2 separate regions of the Mus musculus genome follow, and region 1 is linked to region 2. The links are chromatin loops, found by intact Hi-C in ENCODE. Cell type or tissue: heart. All regions are shown on one strand. Links, peaks and the distances in the headings refer to the core of each region. The heading gives the core; the rest is flanking DNA.

Region 1 (9,589 bases), core at 795-8,794, 240 kb before region 2:
CCAATTGGTATTTGATTGATCAATGAAGAGCCAACAGCCAAAAGCTGGGCAGGATGATAGAGATGAGACTTTTAGGATTCCCAGGCAAGACAGACAGAGGGAGAAGAAGGATTCCACCCTGTAAGGGACGTAGGTGGGACCGTGTGCCATGAAGGAGCCTGCAACATGTAAGAATCCGAGAAAGTGGCCCCAGGGGCTACTCCCCCGATTGGGTCTTGGGCAGCAGAGATAAAAATACAGATTTAGCAAGTATTAATCCAAGAACATCCGAGGGCAGTGTATGTTAGCCGCGGGAAGAATTTGGAAGTGCCCTGCCCTTAAGGTAGTCAAGGCATCTCAAAATATAAATGTGTGTGTGTGTGTGTATGTGTGTGTGTGTGTGTGTGTGTGTTGTTTCATGAATCCAAGCTCTTTGGTGGGAGCAGAGCACATACGACTCATCAGGAACTCAAAGTGGATTAACTATTCACCATTACACAAACCTAACCAAGGAGGCAAAGGACCTTTGTAATGAGAAGCCAACGAAAGAGACTGAGAACACCACCAGAAAAGAAAAAGCTCCCCATGTCTATGCGTTGGTAGAATGAATATTGTGAAAAAGACCACTCTACTAAAAGCCATTTACAGATTCAGTAGAATCCCAATCAGATTTCCCACAGCATTCTTCAAAAATTCGAGGAAATGAAATCCTGAAATTCCTATAGAAGCACAAAAGACCCTAAACAGCCAAAGAAATCCTGAGCAAAAGAACAATGTCAGAAGGATTACCACCCCAGATTTCAAGAGACAGTACAAAACTATAGTAATAAAAGTTATAGTAATGTCACAAAATAAACATAATAAGCCAACGGAACAAAACACAGACATAAGTTCACATAACTACAGACATCTGGCACTTGTCAAGGATAACAAAAACATACACTGGAGAAAAAACAGAATCTTCAAAAAACTTGATATCCACAGACTGAAGAATGAAGTTAAACCCATATATATTACTTTCCACAAAATTTCACTACAAATGAGTCAGAGATCTTGGTATGAAACCTGACATGTGAAACCACTAGAAGTTAACTTAGGTAGATGATGTTGGTGTAGGGAGGGACTTTCTGAATAGAACTCCATTTGCCTAGGAATTCTGGAACCTTTATGATGTGGAGCCTTGCCAGAGGAAGCATCTCACTAATAATTTATAGTCACATTTGATAATTTATAGTCAAATACCACTTCTGGGTCTATATTTCCTGTGTGCAAAAGATGTGACCTTTCAGTTTACCATTTCTACCTGAATAATTTCCCTGTTATTAGGGATACTAGTCCTAAAGTGTAAACCAATTTACACTCTTTTTTTGTTTGTTTTGTTTTGTTGTTGTTGTTGGTTTTTTTTTGTTTTGTTTTTTTTTTTTTTTTTTTGGTTTTTCGAGACAGGGTTTCTCTGTATAGCCTGGCTGTCCTGGAACTCACTCTGTAGACCAGGCTGGCCTCGAACTCAGAAATCCGCCTGCCTCTGCCTCCCAAGTGCTGGGATTAAAGGCGTGTGCCACCATGCCTCTACACTCTTTTTAAGTTGCCTCTAGTCCTGTTTATTTTAGCACACTAATAGAAAATTAATTAATACATTGATTATCCCTCTACACTGAGCATGTAGTCCCTACAATGGCCCATTAGTAGATTCCTGGTTTCCACATGTACCCCAAATTAAATACATATAGTAGAAGATTTGAAATTATAACCCTGTCTTTGGGTTTTACTGCTGTGAACTGACACCATGACCAAGGCAACTCTTAAAAAGAGCAACATTTAATTGAGGCTGGCTTACAGGTTCAGAGGTTCAGTCCATTATCACCAAGGCAGAAGCATGGCAGCATCTGGGCAGGCATGGTATGGGAAGAGCTAAGAGTTCTATATCTTCATCTGAAGGCTGCTAGCAGAATACTGGCTTCCAGGCAGCTAGAACTAGGATATTAAAGCCCACACCTACAGTGACACACCTACTCCAACAAGGCCACACCTCCTAATAATGCCACTCTCTGAGCCACAAATATACAAGCCATTACATTCCACTCCCTGGCCCCAATAGGCTTGTTCAAATGCATGAGTCTATGGGGGCCATACCTAAACATAGCATAATGCAAAGTACATTTAGACCAACTTCCAAAGCCCCCATAGTCCATCACAGCCTCAATAATGTTAAAAGTCCAAAGTTCAAAGTCTCTTCTGACATTCATCCAGTTACTTAACTGTAATCCCCAAAGCAAGACAGGAAACCAGCTGGGCAAACTCCAAATATCTCCATGTCTGATGTCAAAGTGGTCTTCAGATTTCCACTTCTTTTTCATCTATGTAGAACTCAGCCCCCATAGTCTATCACAGCCTCAATAATGTTAAAAGTCCAAAGTTCAAAGTCTCTTCTGACATTCATCCAGTTACTTAACTGTAATCCCCAAAGCAAGACAGGAAACCAGCTGGGCAAACTCCAAATATCTCCATGTCTGATGTCAAAGTGGTCTTCAGATTTCCACTTCTTTTTCATCTATGTAGAACTCAACACACTTCTTTCTCCAGGGCTGGGGTGGTTCCACTCCCTCTTTGCAGCTTTCCTTGGCAGGTATCCCATGGCTCTGGCATCTCAAACATCTTCGGATCTCAAAGGCAACTTCAAATTCACAGCTTCTTGTTCCAATATCTGGGATCTACACACGATCTTGTGGTCTCTTCCAAAGGGCTTGGGTCAAATCTCCAGCTCTCCCCTCTGTAGCATTGTAGGCTCTGGTTGACACCACTCCATTGCTGCTGCTGTTCTTGGTAATCATCCATGGTCTTGGCATCTCTAGTACACTGGTGTCTTCTGCTGCAACTAGGCTTCACCAATAGTCTCTTAAAAGCTCTCTTCACGGTGCCAAGCCTCAAATCCTTTACATGATCTCTTCAGTCCTAGGCCATCAACTATATTCCATGGTCTCTTACAGTGCCAGGCCTCAGCTGCTCTTTATGACCCCTTCATACCTTCAAAACCAGTACCAACTGGGAGACTCTTACACATTACCATGTCCAGCTGCAGCACAAGGTATAAACTTGGTTATATCTGGAACACAGCTTCTTTGTGCTGTCAGAAAAAAATTTCCCAGAAGATTTCACCTCAGTGATGTTGGTTTCTTCTTAGTTACCACTAATTTCTTAGCTCCAGCTACTCGGCATCAATTGTCCCAATCGTCCCTTCTATTCTGGACTCTAATGCCAGAGCTATGTGGGCAAAGCTCCCAAGTTCTGCTGCTTTCTGGGGCTGGACCATAGTCCCTTGTTCTACTACATTATCACCAGCTTTCTGTTTTCCAACTCCTTTACTGCCTAATCTTGTCTGTCCTGGAACTTGCTCTGTAGACTGACTTTGAACTCAGAGATCTGCATGCCTGTCTCCTAAGCACTGGGATTAAAGGTATGTATCACCATGCCTGGACTTAAGCTTTTCTTCACCTAGAACTTGCTGTGTTCTAGGCTGGCCTTGAACTTAGAGATCTGCTTGTCTTTGCCTCCTGGGATTAAAGGGTTGTACTATCATGTCTGGACCTAAATTTAGCTGAGTGGGATCTTGCCCCAAGGTTGCTACTCCCTTAATTCAACTTAATCTCCTCCAACACAGGATTCAGCTTCCTTTCACTTCCTGGTGACATCAGGAGGCAGGGGCAGACAAATCTCTGAGTTCAAAGAGCAAATTTCTACAGAGCAAATTTCAAGCAGCCAGGGCTATACAGAGAAACTCTGGCTTGAACCTCTCCCCCACCACAAAATAGTATCAGTGAACAAAATGGCCTTATCTAGTGTCATAAATGTGACTTGTCTATTTAACTAGAGATACAAACTGTTCACTCAAAAGTTTTTTTATTTATTGAGGATTACATAGAACACATTTTCTAATATTTCAGGACTCACGAGAGCTTACCCCCAGAGAGATACCACATTTGTCATGCACACCAAGCCCCAGCATACTCAAATGTCAACATTCACACCACACGCCTTCAGGCACCTTAACTCCAGTGTCTCAGAATTAAAGTGGATCCCATTCCCTATGTCAAAGGCCATGTCTCTCACCCAACCCCCGTCCACTAACTCCCAGCATCTTTGGGCATCTACTTTGTAACAGAATGTTCTGCAGCTCCATATCTTAGCCATTGCGTTCTAAGCAACCATTTGGGGATAATGAAACAAACATGCTAAAATCTCTTTAGTATGCCTATGAAAAATGTCCTTAGTGTTTAGTGCCTTAAGAAAACTAACTGACTAGTTGTCTAGTTACCTCTCAATGTCAACTTGACACAGTCCAGAGTCATATGATGGTCCAATAAGAAAGTCTCAGTTAAGGAATTGCATAAATCTGATTGGCTTATAGGTATGACTGGAGGGCTGGACTTGATTATTAATTGATTTAGGATAGCCAGGCCCACTATGGGTACCACCATTCCCTGGGCAAGTGATACTGTGCTATGTAAGAAAATAAGGCAAGCATAAGCCTAATGAGTGAGTTAGCAAGCACTATGGTGTCTGCCCTGAGTTCTTCCAGCGTTGGACTGTATGAGAAATTTCTCATAGGCCTCATTTGGTGGTTCAGCTAGGGGGATAGTTGCCAGGCAGGATGACCCTGTCACAGGTTGGGACTGAGGGCTGTTTGACTTGTTCAATAGACACCTCTGTCAGCCATTTGTCCTCAGTTTGCGATCTTACATTCCAATCCTTTTGTTGATGATAAAGGGCAATGTAGTCTTTTCTATAACTACTTCCTGCAGAAATTGGGGCGTTGCTCTGGAATGTGCAGAAAGGCTAGAATGATGGTCACTGGAATGATAGTCAAAGGATGGGGAGAGAGAAATAGGAGGGCCAACCTCACAAACTATCATTTGCTAAACCTTTGATTTTGTTTCATAATTTCCATATGAACCTTTAGAGCTGTTTTGTGTTGGTGTGCTATTAAAAGGTACAAAATGGGAGACTTTGAGGCAACTGAACCCATGTTCTTGGCTCATTGAGGTGAGAGCTGTGTTTTGCATGAACATGCTATTTTGTGGGAACCTGAATCCGTATTCCCAGGCCGCAGTCACTCTTATTTGGCGCAAGGAAAAAACCCTACTTCTTATTCTCCTTGAGATGAGCTCAGTTTTGAGTCCAGCATAACTGTAGCAAATAACCGGGACTGGGGGTTTGAGGGCTATTCCCCAGGACTGGACTGAGTCCTGGGGATGCAAGGCTGAGCACAGAGACACAAGACACACGACACACATAGCCACACATGCACACAAAATGGCAAGCTAAGACGTTTTCTGAAGAAAACGCCCTCTCCAGGAGCACAGAGGAGCACCCTGCCCTCAGCCCGTCGGTCCTGGCACAAGAGGGCAGCAGAGCGCTGAAAACCCGTGAGGACAGCTCTGGCAGCGGTGACAGGGAGCGGTAGCCTAGCGGATGGGGCGGCGGAATTCACAGCTTTCAAGTTGGGACTGGCGATGACTCGGGCGTCCTTCCAGCGTTCCTCTGCTACTCAAATAAGCGGGCCAGGGCCCAGCGCCGCGCGGATCCTCTGAAGCCAGGTCGCGCTGGCTGAGAGCCCGACTCTCAGAGTGGCTGGGACCCGAAGGAGAGGGCAGTCCGTGCGAAATCTGAAAGTGCGCTTGCGCAACCCTCAGCCAACCCAGAGCTTACTTCCGGCTTTCCCCTGAAAGTCGTCCGTCCACGGGTTCCTTTTTTTCCCCTCTTCTTTGCTCGTTTCCCTCCGACGGGTACAAGCAGAAGGACAGTTTCCGCTTCCGGCGTCGTGCTTGCGGGCTGGAGCGGTTGCTGCCGTGAGTCCGAGTGCTTTCGCGAGCCCCGTCGGCTTCCCGGTTCGGTCGGTCCTCGACCTCCCGACAGGCTGCTCCCAGGCTGCGTCTGGGCTGGAAGGCAAGTTTCTCGGCCGCCGGAGAGGTGCTCCCGGGAGTGTGGAGGGCGTGGGTTCGTGCAGTGCTGGATGGGGAGCGGGTCACTCGAGCAGGGAGGGCTCCTGCCCAGCTCGGCTGCGTGTTCTTCTCCCAGCAAAAATAGATCACCGGGAGGGGAAAATGTGCTTCCTCCAGGAGCTGAGAGGCGAGTCTGCTCAGCACTGTTCGGATGTCTTAAACTTGTATGTTTGTTTTCGTTTTAAGTTAAAAGGACACTTCAGCCTAAGCTACCTAGAATAGTAGGCACTAGTCACGTGCGACTAAGTTTAAAATTAATTTAAACTTAAGATAGTTTTCAGTTTCCGAAGGTACGCTTGAAATTCTCTGTAACCACGTGTAGTTCACAAGGCTTCTGTACTGAGAACAGCAGGTAGGATGTATTTCTGTCATTACAAAAAATGAGCACTGTCGAAATGGCTTCAACATAAAACATAAGAAGGATAGTGTTGGTGCTGCTAACTCTTATACTTTATGGCGTAAGAAAGGGACGTGAATTTGAAGATACTGGCTAAACATTTTCTACCTCCATTCAATGAACAAATACATCAGCACTTAAGTAAATTAAATTACTGCCCTCCTGTGTTACCCTGATTATAATTGATTACCACCACCGTCCTCCCTGTTCCGTGTAGGTAAGACTTATTTGTAGTAGATAAATAGCCACCATGGAGACCAAGGACCACAAGAAACATAGGAAGAAGCACAGTGGGCCTAAAGCTGAGAAGAAAAAGAAACGGCACCTGCAAGACCTACAGCTTGGAGATGAAGAGGATGCCCGGAAGAGAAACCCCAAAGCTTTCGCAGTGCAGTCAGCTGTGCGGATGGCGAGGTCCTTTCACAGGTGTGTTTACCTGGGGTTAGTGGGTCTTCCCTTAAGTACTGGGAGCCTCTCCCAGATGGCATTTGCCTTGTGAGTCTTAACTCAGGTCTGAAGGACGTAGGCATGCCATAGTAGGCATGCCGTATGGCTTTTCCTAAAATGTCAGAGCTCTGTCAAAGAAACATTTTCCCTCTAACACCTGCCCTTTGCCTTTCCCCACTTTTTTCTTTGTTTTCTTTCTTTCTGTCCTTCTTTCTTTCTTGTCCAAGAAGAAGAATTTACACAATTTAGATCACACACAAAAAAATCTCCTAAACTTTGCATATCTCCATGGCAGTTAAAGTGTTGGTGGTTCCCCCCCAATACTTTTAATGTAAAATACTAAAATAACTGTATTTAGGGAGATAATAATATATAGCCAGCAGTTTTCTTTAAATGTTACCTAATTGAATTCTTTCAACAGCATTAAGAAGTTAGGAATTATTCTCATCTGTGGATAAGAAAACAGATTCAGAGCACAAGTTCAATAGCCAGTTGATAGAACATTTACCCTGTCTCCTACACCTGACTTGTTTTATAACATCTCGTCACTATGGTTCCCCTTAATTCTCTTAAACATTAAAGCCAAGTCAGTGTCATGATGTGTTTGATTATTAACTTTATTTTTTAGTCATCTGTTTTATCTTTACTGAAGAATAACTTTTGGGTGAGGAGGGGGTTAGAAGTTAACCGGTTAAAATAAAGTTAATTGGATCCATGTATTATCTGGTCTCTATACCATCTGGACTTTTAAAAGATCTTTTGTGTTTTGGAAGTAAACTTTGTTTTGTTTTATTTTTGTAAACACATAGGACTCAGGACTTAAAGACGAAAAAGCATCACATTCCAGTGGTTGACAGAACTCCACTGGAGCCCCCACCAATAGTGGTAGTGGTGATGGGACCTCCAAAAGTTGGAAAGAGCACTTTGATACGATGCCTGATTCGGAATTTTACCAGACAGAAATTGAGTGAGATCAGAGGCCCTGTGACAATTGTGTCAGGTAGGGAGTGCCTCCATAGACTGCTGTGCCAAGGGATTGCTGTTTGGTCAAACAGAATATATAACACCGATGTTGTTACATCCGATTACCACATGGTTGCTTTTACTGACTTGCCTGTAACTCAGAAGGTAACTTCTCAGACATACAATGCTGATGTGCACCTCCTCAGTCTGACTGCTTGGTCTGCTTTGCCAAGTGTGCTTCGTGGAAAGGCCTAGGACTGGGTCTTGTTACTGTGAGCCCATTCATTTAACAATAAGTGAGCTCCCATATACCCCACACATCACTTTCCTTCTCAAAGCTACTCTGCGATAATTTGTGCACTTTTGTTTGTTTTTGTATTTGAAGCAGGGTCTCTCTATGTAGCTCTGGTTCTCCTGGAACTTGGTATATAGACCAGGCTGACCTCCAGTCTGGCTCCAGAGTGCTGGGATTAGATTTTGGGTGCTTCAGTGAGAGAAGATGAAGTAAATTCTCCAAATGGTAATGTTAGGAACTGAAGTGCCTTGTTAAAGAAGTGATGGAGTAGGACATTTCTTTATCTTTGGGACATCCTTGATCACTGTGTTTATAGTAATAGTACAGGAGCATATGCCTGTCCCGTGGACATGCTGCTAGGTTAGGTTTGATGGTTTTAGCTGTATTGAGAGTGTAGAGATTTTGATGGAGATAAAGAGAGTGGCCTGTAGCTCAGCAGGATCATGGGCATTAGTTATAAACTGTCTAGAGTTGTACTGTAAAGGTATGTGGTATTTTACAGTTAAAAACAAGAACATTATAAAGTTAATGGATAGGGTATTCTCAAGTTTTTTTAAAATGTAAAAGTTTCATCCTTGTACTTACAGGTAAAAAGCGCAGACTTACAATTATTGAGTGTGGGTGTGACATCAATGTAATGATTGATCTAGCTAAAGTAGCAGATCTGGTAAGTCAATAGGGTGACCTGGGTTCCCAATGGAGAGTGTGACAATGTGATGGGTTATTTATCTCATTTGCAAGGAAATACTTGTGATTATTCAGGAAAGATAGGATAGAAGTGGTTGAAATTATGGCAACCATTGATACTGTCAAAAAAATGGAATGTGCATGAACACATTCTCAAACCTAAAGAAATGCATAGGGTGAGAAAATATTGGACAATATTAGTATATGATACACACATGCACACATATGTACAAGACAGGATTATATCGATACATACATACACATATACATGTATAAGACAAGATTGTCAGTGCACACATGCACGCACACATATACTTGCTTGCACAATGCCTGCCATTTCTTGAATGCTTCCTAGATACTATGCTAACGGCTTTCTGTCAATTTAGTTCACATAACCACTAATGTGCTCCTTCAGGTATTATGTGCACTTTACGTATAATGAAATTGAGGCTCCTAACAGTTAAGGTCATTGTTTTGGGATGAACCCTTCCTATTTCTTTCTTGTTTTGTTTTGAGACATGATTTCGCTGTAGTCCTAGCTGTCCTGGAACTACTCTGTAGACCAGGCTGTTCTCAAACGCAGAGATCCACCTGCCTCTGCCTCCTGAGTGCTGGGATTAAGACAGGTGCTAGGATTGAGCGGGAATCGCCATTCCCTTTTCTTTTTGAGCATAAGTTTTCGTTTTGTAGGATCTTCGTTGTCTCACTGTTTGAATGCTTCCCACGTTTGTATACAGAATTGGGTGGTTTTTATCCTCCATTATCCCGTAACTCCCCCTCTCCTACTGAAATCCTCCCAACGAGACCCCTTTGATGCCTTTT
Region 2 (9,589 bases), core at 831-8,830:
AAGAGAACCATGCAAACGACTTGGCACTCTGTGTAGAGCAGAGTCTAGGTGCAGTGGGGTCATAAGGGTATACAAGTTGTGAGAGAGATTCCAAGGGGCTGGAAACACTCCCCGGGGAGTCAGTAATTTAGCTGATGACCTGGAACTTGCTGAAGAGTACCTGGTCCTAGAAATCATGTTTCCCCATCTGCAACAGGCTGGCTTGAGGTGTCCAGGAAGGAGGCAGAGCAGAAGGAAACCTAGAGGGTGTCCCAAAGCTAAGGCTGGAGCTGCAGTCGAGGCCACATAGGACGTTAGCCCTGGTGTGGAGAGTGAGGATCTGACTCGCCTGTGTGATGTGGGATGGTGATGGTATGCGCCTCCCAGGACCTCCTCTGAGGCATGGCCTCACAAGTCCTTAAGTTCCAGTCCACACGTGGAGGCAGGGTAGATGAATACTATGATACAGAATTAACTATATCGACAGGATTTGTAGAGTGACTGACCTATCTGACAAGAGCAGTGTCTAAGTTAGAGCTTCCATTGTTGTAAAGAGACACCATGACCAAGGGAACTCTTATGAAGGACAATATTTAATTGGGGCTGGCTTACAGGTTCAGAGGTTCAGTCCATTATCATCATGGTGGAAGCATGGCAGCGTCCAGGCAGACATGATGCTGGAGAAGGAACTGAGAATTCTACATCTTTGTCCCAAAGGCAAACAGGAGAAAGACTGGCTTTCAAGCAGCTAGGAGGAGGGTCTCAAAGCCCAACCCCACAATGACACACTTCCTACTCCAACAAGGCCACACCTCCCAGTAGTGCCCCTCCCTGGGCCAAGCATAGTCAAAACACCACAGCAGCCAGGATAGTAAGATGGGAGGATGCTCGAGGTGCCAACATAGTCTAGATCAGTGATTCTCAGCCTCTGGGTTGAGACCCCTTGGCATGCATAGCAGATATTTACACAATGATTCGTAACAGTAGCAATGTTAGTGTTAGGAGGTAGCAAGGCAATAAGAATTTTATGATTGAGCGTCACCACAATGTAAGGAACTGTGTTAAAGGTCACAGCATCAGGAAGGTTGAGAGCCATGGGTCTAGACAGTTCCTGGAGGAAGTACTCTGCAATGTCTCTTGGTTTCAAAAATACCTTCATTTCCTCTGCGTCCCTCCTGAACCATAGTGGGAAACTGAGGAATGAGAGTCCTTGGGGGGAAGCCAGGGTGGAATGTGCTGTAAACCTGCAGTTCCCTGAAGACCTACACCACTCATGTTTGAGCATGGCCTCGTCCAGTCAGGAAAGAAGCACACAGCAATTTGGACAGTTTGTTCAGAGAATGTTAACCACAACAGGGTCATCATAACAATGTAATACAGGCTAAGGGGAAGCAAACTGAACCCTGTAGCAATCTGCCAGGCCTAAGGCAGAGGCCCAGGGAGATGCCTGCCTCTGCCAAAGGCTAGACCTCACTAAAGTGGGCTGTGGTGCCTCAGTGGTAGAACTTAACTGGAAACTCTTCTACAGAGTATTAATGAAATCTGTGCAAAGCACTTGATTGGTAGGCGGGGTTGGAGGGTGGAGAGTCCAACTCCCAGAGGCCTGCAGGAACCTACACTATGAGGCCACTCACCTGGCAGGACCTGGAAACTTTAGCCCCAGGCAGGGCTTGGGTACTTCTTTCAGGTTGGACCATTTGAGCAGAAACCTGAAAGACAAAAGAGGCAGGTAAGAGGGCTACTGATTTCCATCATCCTGCAGCGGGCGGCGATGGGGAGGTATCAGCTGAGACTTGTGGACCACACTGAACCCTGGAATTCCTGCCCCTCTTCTTGATCCCTCACCTGAAAAGGAGCTGTCTTCTTCTCTTTCTACAGATGGTGGTTTCCCCCTGCTCACCATCTTCCTCCAGGTCTTTCTGGGGTCCACAGCCCAGAGAGAGGGAGAATGCCATTGGCCAGGCTGTACCCGTGTGTACTTCTCCTTCATCAACGACACCTTCCCAAATTGTAGCTCCTTCAAAGCCCAGGATCTCTGCATCCCAGAGACAGCCGTGTCCTTCCGAGTCAGGGAGAACAGGCCTCCTGGCACCTTCTACCACTTCCACATGTTACCCGTGCAGTTCCTTTGTCCCAACATCAGTGTGAAGTACAGTCTCTTAGGAGGTGAGTTCCAGCCTCAAGGGGCTATTCCTTTGTCCTGTTACATGGGAGGCATGGTGCTATAAGCCCTTAGGGTGAGCCACGAGTTCTTTTTGCCACTTGTTGAGTATTCCAGAAGTATCTCTCTTGAATGTCTGTCACCAGCCAAGTAGTGTTGAAGGAAGTTAGGATACAACTGTAAACAAACAAACGATCTGGCGTCTTGCCTGCCTTGAAGCCTCTAGTCATCTGGAGGATAGAGCCCTTGGACACGTCAAGGAATCTAGATGGTTTCTAAGGAGGAGTGAGAAGCTGAGAGAACAGAGAGGTAGGGGCCACTAAACCAAGTGGGTAGGTGCCAAAAGGCTCTGGCCCCAGAAGGTGCTAAACTGAGACCATTTGTAGTTGGACTGCAGTTAGCCACTAGAGAAACAGTGGCAAACAGGGGCAGGCTGGCTATGTCAGGGGAAATGTCAGGGTTTCTTTCCCTAGTGCAGGGGAAACTGTGGAAGTCGGGGGGCAGGTATGAGAAGTCTCCACTTGCATCTAAAAAGGCTTAGTTGGGCTCCTATGTTGGGTACAGTTCGTGCCAGGGTAGTGTATGGTACAGTTAGGGACACGGAAGGGTCCAGGACAGACTCCTGATTGGGAGGATGGGCTGATAGCGAGGCTGGAGTTGGCATGAAAATCGTGGAGCTTCCTGGCTTGCTCTTAAGGAGACCCAGATGGATTCTTCTAAGCTAGAGATGGGGTGTTGAACCCAGTTCCAGGGGTTCTGCTAGCATCCGCAGGCACAGCAGACCTTTCTGGGGAGCTAGCCCTTCTAGCAAAGTGGACCTGTATACTTTGACATCTTGCTTATGTAGAATAAATGAAGGCTTCAAGAAACCAATCAGGTCACAATCGCAGGACACAAACAACAGGAAATCAAATCCCATATCCAGAAATCCTGGTTGGAATGTCAGTCACACCCCTGATGTCCAGTATCTGTTTTCAAGTCATCGAACCGGGATGTTTCTCCCATTGTCTGACACGAGCAAATGTCATGTCTGTGATTTAAAAAAAAACAAAATGGATGACATTGTGAATCTGACCATACCTGGAGCTGGCTCTCTGCCTATCCTCTGCCCTCCTGGGCATCCCCCCTCCAGGCCATGACAGAGACACCTGGCCTTATGTCAACCCTTGTCTGCCCATTTGCATGAGTGAAGGCTCCAGGCACAAAACAGTAGGTGACACAAACCTCACACAGCCTATATTTGGAGTACTGTGTGCCGTCCCCACAGAGCCCACTGCCATCCACTCTGGGTAGAACCATGAGCAAGGGAGGCCACGCCCCATCCCCTACCCAGTGGTCATGCGGTATTCCCTTCTGCTTGGTGACAGGGGATAGTCTGCCCTTCCGTTGTGACCCAGACTGCCTGGAGGTGAGCACTCGCTGGGCCCTGGATCGAGAGCTCCGGGAGAAGTATGTGCTGGAGGCTTTGTGCATAGTGGCAGGCCCTGGTGCCAACAAAGAGACGGTGACTCTGTCCTTCCCAGTGACAGTGTATGATGAGGACGACTCGGCGCCCACCTTCTCTGGAGGTGTGGGCACTGCCAGCGCGGTGGTGGAGTTTAAGCGGAAGGAGGTTGGTCCCACAGTGGCATTTGATTGTCTGGTTGTCTTGTCCTGTGCATGTTTGGTGTTTGTCCCTGTCGGCAGTTTATATTTGATCTGTTTAGCTAGCTGTTCCACTAGCCGTCCAGTCATGTGACCCTCTACTTGTCCTTTGTGTCTTGTCTGTTTGGCTGACTGCCAGCCAGATAGCTGCAGTAAACTGGGCTGGCACTGTGAAGGCCCGAACCTGGGGTGCTTAGATTGTGTATAATGAGGCCAAGGGCCTCATGAGGAGAGCACTGGGGAAGAACACTCAGGCTCACTTGACCTGGCAAAAAGGAGGGTACTCCCTTCTGCTGGCAGCTGGGCAACTTGTCCAGGAGTGTCCTATGAGAGGATGTCCTCGCCCATGCTGCTTTGACCAGCCTAGGTGGTGTGCTACTGCCACCTGCTGGGCTTCAGGCTACTCTGCAGCCTGCTCTTAGGCTCAGTAAGAAGGGTGTTTTGCTTCTCTGGGGAACTAACTAGCTACAGGCTTCCTAGGGAGTGAGAGCAGTATGGGGAAGCGAGAAAGTATCTGATTAGACAACCTTAGAGTAACCCAGTGGCCCTGTGGCTTTGCTTACAAATCTTACCCGAGGCCCTGGGGACAAACATTCAGTTCTGATCGTCTGGCCCTAGGATTGGTTCAAAGAACACATAGTTGGTCTAGTTCTGGGCTGTGCGAGGTCATGTGATCCTCTGACTATACCTGCGCTGACTGGCACTCTGCTTTCTGTAGGGCACTGTGGTGGCCACCCTGCAGGTGTTCGATGCAGATGTGGTGCCAGCGTCTGGGGAGCTGGTGAGACGGTACACAAACACACTCCTCTCAGGGGACTCCTGGGCCCAGCAGACCTTCCGGGTGGAGCATTCGCCCATCGAGACCTTGGTCCAGGTCAACAACAACTCCGTTCGGGCAACCATGCACAATTACAGTAAGAAGCCAACGGCGTGATGTTTTCCCAGAACTTCAGGACACTTGGTATACACACACACACACACACACACACACACACACACTCTCACACACTACAGGAAAACCACATACATTCCATACACCAAAATATGTCCCACTGAGCACACCCATTCCAGGCCCCACACAGTCTGTGTATACAAACACTACCCAAACACCCCATACACAAACTCATTTAAATATGCTAATTTACACCCGCCCACCAGTAAGTAAACACCACACTCATACATTTCATACCCACCTAACACACTACACCCACAAAAGTATACACACTTTGTATACATATCAAACCACAGGACATAATAAACCCCTATATATAAACACACCACACATGTACCACATGTACCGTATGTCTCTCTGGAGCATATGCATGTGTACACACACACACACACTCACACACGAGATCTAGCCGAGTAAAATGTTTAGCTTTTAAATATCAGTACTATTGTAAGACTGCCCACCAGACCTGCAGGGTTGGACGTTGGTGTGGCTATATAGTATGTGGCACAAGACGTGATGATGAAGGATAGTAACTTGTTTTGTCTCCTTGTCGTGCCCGCCTACAGAGCTGATTCTCAACAGGAGCCTGTCTATCTCAGAGAGCCGAGTCCTGCAGCTCGCGGTCCTGGTCAACGACTCAGACTTCCAGGGGCCTGGGGCAGGTGGTATCCTCGTCCTCCATTTCAACGTGTCTGTACTGCCCGTCACCCTGAACCTACCCAGGGCCTACTCCTTCCCAGTGAATAAGAGGGCCCGCCGCTATGCCCAGGTGAGCCCGTGGCCCATTACATGGCATGAGGTTAGGGGGTTCCAAGACTGCAGGCAGGGCTATGGGTGGGTGGCACCTCTTCCCTAGCCCATCCAGTGCAGCGTTAGCATAGGTGGCTCCCTAGTAGAGGGATCCTTAAGCCTCTGTTTACCCCGCTTCACCCTAGAGAGCTCCTAGCCTCTCGTTAGCTCCCAGAGCAAGCCTTCTGATCTTACCGTCTTACTTCTTGGTATCTTTAAAACATTTTTTTTTTTTGCACTAATACAAAACATTTCCAGGTAACCCCGTGTATGCCTACTTGGAAAGATGTTCTTGGCTGTACTGTTAAGTGGAAAAAGTGGTTGGAGGAACCTGGTCTCTGGTGTCTCTGTCAATGCAAAAATACCTTTTTAATGGGGGGAGGGGACTTTAGTGGGTAGCAGACTGTGGTTGGCAGTAGTGGCTTGTGGGAAAAGGCAGGGGTCACATCTGCTTATAGAATTTTACGCGCTAGAGACATCACAAGGTAATGTTCATATTTGTCTTTGGAAAATGATAAATGAAATGGAGAAGTAAAAGATTGGGGTCGTGGTTCAGTGGTATAGATCTGTCCTAGCACGCACTAGGCTCCATCCCCAGCACCGCTAAAAATAAATGAAAATACAAAGAGTAGAAAGTGAGCGGTGGTCTTCATTAAAATGATGAGGATTGAGGGCACATGTCCCTCCCACCCCTTGACCACCAGAGACAGCATTTGCTGCCGTTCTGACTTGTTTCTTCTCAAGCACTCACGGTGTCTGTTTGTTGGTTGCTTTTAGTTCATTTGTGGTTTGCGCACGTGTGTGTGTGTGTGTGTGTGTGTGTGTGTGTGTGTGGTGGGGGGGGGGGGTGTAGAGGGTTGATCTGTCTTCGGACTGTGTTTAGAACAGTCTCCTCTTGTGCCCGGGTCTTTCCAATTCTTAAAGTCGGTTCCAGATTCTCACTCACTCCTGTCACCAGCACACGAAGGACCTGCCTGTAAATAGAGAGAGCCTTTAGCCCTTCTCCAGGGTGAGAACATCAGGTCGGGAGTGGGGATGACAAAGTGAAGGGCTTGAGAAGGGGTTGGAGGTATCAGTTAGAGGCGGATCCACCTGCATTTAAAAGACCTGGGAGCCTCAGTCATTGCCCTGTAGTGATTGGTTTCTTACTGTCTCCATAGTTTTGAACTTGGATATTTTTAAGGGTCCCCCGAGAAGATAGAGGTGAACGTTCTTTGTAAGGGAAAGTGAAGCAACCAGGAGGTTGGATTGTTAGGGTGTCCGTGTGGCTTGGGAAACCCCTGTCCCTGCTCTGGGTCTTAAGAAGCTGCCCCCTAGGTCTGTGCTTGCCCTGAGACACAGGGCCCCACAACCAGGACCACTCCTGCAGCTCTGAGCAACCATAGCTCTCTGGAGTGTATGTGAGATAAAGGCTCAGGGCCTGGCTCCAGAGCCAAACATCCTCAGAAGGGGTCTCTTTCCAGAACCTCTACAGAGGCCTCTTGACCTCAAGTGCAATGACAGCATTGCAGTCTCCCAGCTAGGGCATGGCGCTCTAACAGGTGGGGGGGCGGGGGGAGAGAGACACACAACAGGGGGATTGTGGCCATCACAACTGACTCCCAGTGGTGTGGGTTTCTGGTGAGTTGGTGTTCTTAAGCAAGGTGGGCTTGTAGGTGCTGAGGCTGTAGAACACTGGACATTGAGGAAGGCTGCCATTCAAGCAAAGTTGAGCCAGGTGGTGGTGGTGGTGGCGGCGGCGGCGGCGGCGGCAGCAGCGCACACCTTTAATCCTAGCACTCGGGAGGCAGAGGCAGGCGGATTTCTAAGTTCGAGGCCAGACTGGTCTACAAAGTGAGTTCCATGACAGCCAGGGCTACACAGAGAAACCCTGTCTCGAAAAAAACAAACAAACAAACAGCTAAGTTGAGGGCCGTTCTGCAATTTGCTCTTCCCAAGAGCCCATCCAGCTAAGGTGCACTGGTACGATCCTCCTCCTTCCTCTCCTCCTCCCTGTCCTCCCCTCCAGATCGGGAAAGTCTGTGTGGAAAACTGCCAGGAGTTCAGCGGTGTCTCCATCCAGTACAAGCTGCAGCCTTCCAGCATCAACTGCACTGCCCTAGGTGTGGTCACCTCACCCGAGGACACCTCGGGGACCCTATTTGTAAATGACACAGAGGCCCTGCGGCGACCTGAGTGCACCAAGCTTCAGTACACGGTGGTAGCCACTGACCGGCAGACCCGCAGACAGACCCAGGCTTCGCTAGTGGTCACTGTGGAGGGGACATGTAAGTGTCGGGCTCCAAGGAGGGGTGAGACGTCACAGACAATGTGTTCGCTGTGTCTTTCGGTGTAAACCAGTGATACCATGTGTCCTTTGCTGTGGTCACCCTCATATCCTCCCTGTCAGATGGGCTCAGCAGACAGGAGGCTGATGAGAGCCTCTGGCTCTCGTGTCTAGGTCCCTGCCATACAATACTCTGGTTACCCCAGAACCTGTGGAGTTTCAGTCCAGAGACAGTAGAACTGTTGCTACATTCTGTTCATTGGAGAGGTCTAGAGACTGGGCCCACACCAGCCCCAGTGACCTTGGCTTGTCTGTCTGTCATGCTTCCAGCCATTACTGAAGAAGTAGGCTGCCCCAAGTCCTGTGCAGTAAACAAGAGGCGCCCCGAGTGTGAGGAATGTGGTGGCCTGGGTTCTCCAACTGGCAGGTGCGAGTGGCGCCAGGGAGATGGTAAAGGTAGGCGTGGGAGCCGGCAGGGGGTCGTGGGGGGCACCGGGGAGGAGGGGAAGGGGGGGGGATGTTCTGGCTGCCATCAGGGTTCCTGCAAGGCCTCCTAGTCCCTGCCATGAGCTTCCTTAATCCTTGTCTTCTGACCCTGTCCCTCTTGGGAAACCAGTGCCAGCAGAGAAGGTGGGGCACGTGCCATCTTGTAACTAGCGGTTCCTCAGTTGGATTCAGTCTGGGTTTGGAAGGGTCTATATCAGAGCTGGGACAGATGGGAGACAGAGTGGTTCTTCCAGAAAGTCCCAACTAGGAAGTGTGTCTGCCTCACTGTTGGGTGCACCTCCCGCTCTAAGGCTCCTGTTGGCAATATAGCTTTGACGGATCCTTGCCTTCAAGTGACCTCCTTAAAGGAAGGCTGTCTGCAGTCCTGGGATGCCCAAGCACTTCAGCCCTTGGGAACCCCTTGTCTCATTTCTCGCTGCCGTCTTAGGTGTATGTGGCCTTGCCCCACTTGTCCCTTCATCTCCCTGTCCCAGGAGAGGCAGAGTTGGACCATGACAGAGTCGTGGTGGGATGTGCCCCTGTGGGGTGACAGCCTGCTGTATGCTCCACCACAGGGATCACCAGGAACTTCTCCACCTGCTCCCCCAGTACCAGGACCTGCCCCGACGGCCACTGTGATGCTGTGGAGAGCCGGGATGCCAACATTTGCCCCCAGGACTGTCTCCGTAAGCCCATGCTAGGCCCGTGGTGATGCATCTTATCAGCGTCCGGGAAGGGCAGAGGAGAGGGAGGTAGCAGCAGAGAGCTTGGAAATCCTAACCTCCTCCTGAACATGGATGCCCATCGGAGGCCTCAGGCTGGACGGGGGTATTGTCTGTGCACGAGCTTAGCTTATGTAGGGCCATGGCTTCATCTTAGCACTGAAGAGGAAAAGTGTGTGATAGTAGGTTGAACCAAGCAGGATGGGTCAAGCCAGTCCCACTACCATCTCATTTGAATGTTCGTCGTGTTCCCCCAAGACTGGGCTTTTGTAGCATGGCCTGCCTATCCTTGGCTGACTTGTGAAACTCAAGTCCCTGATCTGCTGGCTCAGAACCCACCTTGCCTCTTATCTATTACTTCCATCTTTACTGTTACTGGGGGCTAGCCATGGGTGATGTCTTCTGGGACCTTAGCAATGACTCTGAGGAGTCTTGGTTCCCCTCCACTTCCATAGACAGTATGGGCGGGGGGGTTATTGTGTTAAACTCTCTGCCCAGATGAGAAGGGCCTCTGAACCTATTGCCTTTGATGGGCCTGAGCTACTGACTCCGAGTTGGGGACTCTGAGGTATCAGGCCACAGCAGGAAAC

What was found. A loop is a pair of places that touch in the nucleus more often than their neighbours do. Peaks named below come from ENCODE experiments on the same cell type or tissue, not always from the same donor. Only the 100,000 strongest peaks of a DNase experiment are listed, where the experiment ranks them.
Region 1: a loop joins it to region 2, with 10 times the contacts of the local background. A loop is called at or near these places in 6 of 42 quality-filtered maps.

What each region holds. Positions count from the first base shown.
Region 1 is chr6:118,415,621-118,425,209 of GRCm38, reverse strand. It overlaps Bms1 (BMS1, ribosome biogenesis factor), which reads left to right and starts at 5,793. Exons shown (of 23, transcript NM_194339.1): 1 at 5,793-5,922; 2 at 6,593-6,801; 3 at 7,632-7,822; 4 at 8,668-8,747. The coding sequence starts at 6,626. In heart, for the core only: a CTCF peak has its summit at 5,371 (motif pointing right); a DNase peak (open chromatin) is centred at 5,659; H3K4me3 peaks cover 1,968 bases; H3K27ac peaks cover 1,167 bases.
Region 2 is chr6:118,174,381-118,183,969 of GRCm38, reverse strand. Ret (ret proto-oncogene) reads left to right here. Exons shown (of 19, transcript NM_001080780.1): 3 at 1,858-2,145; 4 at 3,508-3,752; 5 at 4,503-4,698; 6 at 5,303-5,505; 7 at 7,534-7,792; 8 at 8,122-8,247; 9 at 8,853-8,963. Among named protein-coding and RNA genes, the nearest start is that of Ret, 19 kb to the left of the region's middle. In heart, for the core only: no CTCF peak of the experiment used is centred there; a DNase peak (open chromatin) is centred at 4,049; H3K27me3 peaks cover 1,837 bases.